Regions from separate parts of the Mus musculus genome. Here region 2 is linked to region 1. The links are chromatin loops, found by intact Hi-C in ENCODE. Cell type or tissue: heart. All regions are shown on one strand.

Region 1 (2,500 bases):
TAATCCCAGCACTTGGGAGGCAGAGGCAGGTGGATTTCTGAGTTCAAGACCAGCCTGGACTACAGAGTGAGTTCCAGGACAGCCAGGGCTACACAGAGAAACCCTGTCTGGAAAAAAGGCAGTGTTGGTGCATGCAGAGGCAGGCAGATTTCCGAGTTCCAGGCCAGCCTGGTCTACAGTGTTCCAGGACTGCACAGAGAAACTCTGTCTCGAAAAACAAAACAAAATCAAAATAGGATATATATCTCCATTATATATTATATCCACATATAATATATATTATATCCACATATATATAGTATAATATATATACATATATTATTACATACATATATATTAATATATATATATATATTATACACACATATAAATGAGATCAAAGTATTTGAAAATAGGCTGGAGATCATAAAGTTGTATATAGAGTAAATCTTCATACACTTGCATTCTTTGCCAAGAACAAAACCAAGTAAACACAAACTCCCACCCCAAAACCCTCATACAGTTTAACAAAAGTTAGAATAGTAAGAATTTTAAAATGTTAATATTTTGCCAATATTTAACGATCGTTGAATTTAAAACTCTGTGACATGCTCAATGATACATGTAGAAACGTTTTCTGCCCTAAGATTCTGTGATCAGTGGAACTATCTTCAAATACAATGTATGTAAGTGAGATTTAAAAACTTAAGGAGAAAAACAAAAGAATTCTGTTTCTTTTCCTAATTTTTAAATATATATATAAAAACAGAATTGACACAAGAATTACTCATGTGTAAATATATCCTAGTATAGTATAACAGAACACCATAATATGTGCTTGCATTGGTGGTTCAGTGGTAGAATTCTCGCCTGCCACGCGGGAGGCCCGGGTTCGATTCCCGGCCAATGCACTTGCCTTTTTGTTTCAAATCTTGTTTTTCTAAAATATTAACATTAATGAAGAAAGAAACTACGAATTTTTCTTCCTAGCATTTCGTTTCACTTGTTTTCCCAGCAATCACTAGAGTGAGTTTTCCACACTGCAGATTTTTCACGGCCTTTTTGTTTTCGGTTTTCGATGTTGTAGTGGTGGGCAAAATGTACAAGTGAAAATCTTTTCTTTGAGAAAGAATGAAAAACAGAATTCCGGCTGCTTGGAGATGCCGGGGATTGAACCCGGGACCTCACACATGCGAAGCGCGCGCTCTACCACTGAGCTACATCCCCCAGCCGCTAACTGCTCTCTTCATATGCCTACTTATACAAAGAACCCAACGCTCCTCTAAACCAAGGAGTCAGTCTGACTTTAGCAGATTCCACAGTGCATTTCTTTTTTATAATCCTTTCTCAGGCTCTGCTCGTGGTACATCTGAACCGACCCGGTGCAGGGAGCCCGCAGCTAAACTCAGCGGCCAGGAGAGTCGCAACCAGGCGGTCAACGCCAGGTTCCAGTTGGAGCCGGGAGCCTTGAACTGCCAGAGGGGCGGGACCGAGCGCAGCCCAGCTCTTTGATCCTACTGCGCAGGCGCCAACGATTCCTGGCGGGTAGCATAGGTTCTGAGCTTTTCTTTCAGCTAGGTTACAGACTGGGTCCTCTACAAGTCGGCTAGTTCGCTGGGCCAGAAGAAAGGAACTGCGGACACCATTCAGGTGACTCAAGAGACTTGTTGCTGTATATGCCTGTCTCTGCATTTAAAACTTTTGTGGATTTATCTGGGTACCCTGCACTTTTGGAAACCCCCTATGTCTCAGGAAAGCTGCGTAAAATCTATGGTTTACCTAGTGACGTTAACATTTATGCTCTGCTGTTTGGAGGACCAAATGCCCGTAGATTCTTTTAGATGGAGGTTACAGTCAACTCTTGCAGCAGAAAATGATTTTGCTATTTGCTCCTCCTTTGCATGATTCTCAACTTGAAACAAAATGATGCTGTCCCCTTCTTGGTGGCTTAGACTTGTATAAATGTTAAGATAGGGTGGAGAACCTGCTGTAGACGGCTTTTCATTCCTTTTCTATTTACACCTTGGGTCAGTCGGACTGACTGATATATATATATATCGTTTAATGTCCTCCATCTACCCTGACCTAACCGCACCTCAGCCCTAAAGTTCCAGGTGGTTGGATGCAAGCTAGATGGTTCGATGGGCTATGAATGAAAAGACGAGTGTATCTCTTCCAGGTGTATTTAAAACTGATTCCATTCCAGGTGAGGCTCAGTGGTAGCAGGGTAGGTATATGGTGTAGGCAGAGCAGCATCAGGTCGTTTCCATTTAACCTGTTAGGCTGAGGCCATAAAGCTGCGGCAGCGTGAAGGCCTGAAGTTTCCTCACCCTTCGCTTGTGCTCTCCAAAAGGCAGAGCAGAAAGCAGAAAAACGTCAAAAGTCACTGGGTAAACCACCAGCTTCATAATCACATCCTGTGTTAAGAATAAGCAAATGTCCACATATGCTTACAGCCATTTAAACAAATGATAACTCTGATTTTGTTAACTAGAACAAAGCCACACGTGGATCTAATTCA
Region 2 (2,500 bases), 130 kb before region 1:
GTGAAGGCTGTCCTTTAACATGTAGGCTCCTTCAAGGGCACCAAAAAGTAGTTAAGTGGCCCCCCCTGTGGTGTCTCAGATGCTGAAAGTCTCTGAAAACTGTTAATTTTCTAGCTTTTAATGTCTGTCTAAGACCCTTAACATTTTTCTAATATTGTTGCTCCTAGGACATTTTCTTAAGTTTGGTCCCCATTGCCACCTCTGCACACGTACATTCTGCATTTATATAGAAAAGCCTGTCAGACAGCAGCTGAATTGATTCAGTGGGGTAACAGTGGAGCTACATAAAAGGCAAAAGAAACAAAGAAAAGGAAGGAAGGAAGGAAGGAAGGAAGGAAGGAAGGAAGGAAGGAAGGAAGGAAGAAAGAAAGAAAGAAAGAAAGAAAGAAAGAAAGAAAGAAAGAAAGAAAGAAAGAAAGAAAGAAAGAAAGGAAGGAAGAAAGAAAGAGGCCTTAAAAGGCAGATACAGTATCACATAATCTAACATGGAAATATTCATCAAATCTTCTAAAACAGCACAACAAAACATTCCTTTGTGCTAAGAGTTTATGTATGTAACACCAAGTATAAAGAGCACATAGCTGGATGGGATCACGGAGATTCAGAGCCTAAGACGTCTTTGTGCCAAAAAGTTTCTAAACCATTTGGACACGTGCAACCACCTGTGCCTTCTTAGTTCCATATAGAGAAATATCACTACATTGTTTTCTAGTTCTGCACACGCTTTCAAATAACCAACGAAGATTCACAAATGGTTTTCCTTATATTGCTCTGTCTTGTTGCTGTTGACTGTGGTCTGTCTGGAAATATACTGCTCAGTTTCCTCAAACAAAAACGAGCAAGTGATGTGGTGTACGCACATGCAGAAAAGAGTTCGTAGTGAACACATTGCAAATAGATATTAGACAAGACTAATGTCTGTACAAAACAATGTGTCATTTTCAGCCCAGGGGATGTTTCCTCTCTAGGTTGATAACGCCCTGAAAACAGAGGTTTCACTAGAAAACCTACAGCTCCTTGACTGCTTTCAAGATCAGAATATATACATAAGGCAGGCATTCCCTGCCAAACATATAACAAATGGAGTGGTATGAGGGTGGAGTGAAATGCATAGCTATGAGAAATGGGCCAAGCCAACCATGAGATACAAGCAAAAGAGGAGAAAGAATACATTAATTACACAGAGAGCCAGGTGTCCTGGCTGACACCTGCAATACGAGCACTCCGGAGGCTGAGGCAGGAAAATGAATACAAATATGTACCCAGACTAGTGTATACAGTGAGTTCCAGGCCAGTCTGGTCTAGAATATATGTATAGCATCTTAATTAATTAAAAAAAAAAAAGGTTAGAAGCAAATCATTGTGGGTAGTTTTTCAGCCAATACTACCAAATATGGTGACTCTCTACCTACGTGAGTGCATTTGTTTGTTCCTTAAGGTTAACATGGAAAGTGGAATGCGAGCCTGTTTCTCTGCCGTGAGATAAATAAGGGTCAGTGTACTCTCGGTGGTCATCACCGGACAGAAGAACATAAGAAATATCACGTACCGTCATAGTAGACAATGGCGCCTACCAGCTTGTCCTTCTGGAGCATGGGAAAATGCTCCAGGGCTCGGGATTTGCTGAGGACGTAACTGCTCTTCAGGCATTGACTCCCTGCAACCAGGTCATACATCTTGATTCCCACCCAGTAATAAGGTAACTGCCACCACCTATAGCATAAGCAGAGAGAGAAGGGTGTTTTTAGAAACACGGTATAGCACTATAGATTGGCACCTTAAATTACAAGAAAGGCCAGTTAGGAAAAGCAAACTTATACCCACAAGTAGTAGGCTGCAAAAGGGGGGAGAGTGGGGCTGTAGGAGGGAGTGGGAAGGGTTGGCACATAGTTGCTTCTGGCGCCACGCTAGCTGGCATACAGGAGAATCTGCAAGAGTTTCTGGCTACCTCCATGGTTCCTGCCTGCTCCATGTTAGAATTCTTCAGGAAGCATCCAGAATAAACAGACACCCATGCCTGTGCCTCGCAAGTCTAGAGATGGATTCAAACAGTGTGGGTTGGAGGCCTTGGTAAATGTGGACTGCAACTAGGTTGAAGAGGCCCTCAGAAATCTGTAACTAAACAGGCACTAGGTGGTCAAACCTGTGTCAAGCCCTACACCAGCCATGTGGTTAAAAGAATGCCATAACCCACCTTTCCAGGTTACTGGGTCTATCTTCCTAGGGCAATCTCAATCTCAGTTCTAACATTAGGGAAATGATTAATCACACCTCTTGGATGAATTTCATCTACATTAACTTAGATAATAAAATGATAGCTGGGTTTTGGGTTGCTACACTGTAGTTTCAGATTTTGTTATCAGGATAGTTTTGGGGAGGGGGGGTTCTGCATTCTACACTGCACACAGGACCTCACTGAATGCCTTAGAAACACAGGTAAACACAGGTGTTCACCTACACGCTCCAAGAAACTGAAATGAGATTCCATTAAATGCAAACA

What was found. Peaks named below come from ENCODE experiments on the same cell type or tissue, not always from the same donor. Only the 100,000 strongest peaks of a DNase experiment are listed, where the experiment ranks them.
Region 2: it touches region 1 in a loop (2.9-fold over the local background); 3 of 42 quality-filtered maps call a loop at or near these places.

Annotation. Positions count from the first base shown.
Region 1 is chr2:57,180,784-57,183,283 of GRCm38, reverse strand. BB557941 (expressed sequence BB557941) reads left to right here and starts at 1,530. Exons shown (of 3, transcript NR_040356.1): 1 at 1,530-1,629. It overlaps 4930555B11Rik (RIKEN cDNA 4930555B11 gene), which reads right to left and starts at 1,453. Exons shown (of 4, transcript NR_040633.1): 1 at 1,359-1,453. n-TAcgc8 (a tRNA gene) reads right to left here and starts at 1,206; the gene lies at 1,135-1,206. n-TGgcc8 (a tRNA gene) reads left to right here and starts at 820; the gene lies at 820-890. In heart, a CTCF peak has its summit at 1,309; DNase peaks (open chromatin) are centred at 893 and 1,483; H3K4me3 peaks cover 1,741 bases; H3K27ac peaks cover 1,286 bases.
Region 2 is chr2:57,306,145-57,308,644 of GRCm38, reverse strand. It overlaps Gpd2 (glycerol phosphate dehydrogenase 2, mitochondrial), which reads right to left. Exons shown (of 17, transcript NM_010274.3): 6 at 1,550-1,713. Among named protein-coding and RNA genes, the nearest start is that of Gpd2, 69 kb to the right of the region's middle. In heart, no CTCF peak of the experiment used is centred here; no DNase peak of the experiment used is centred here.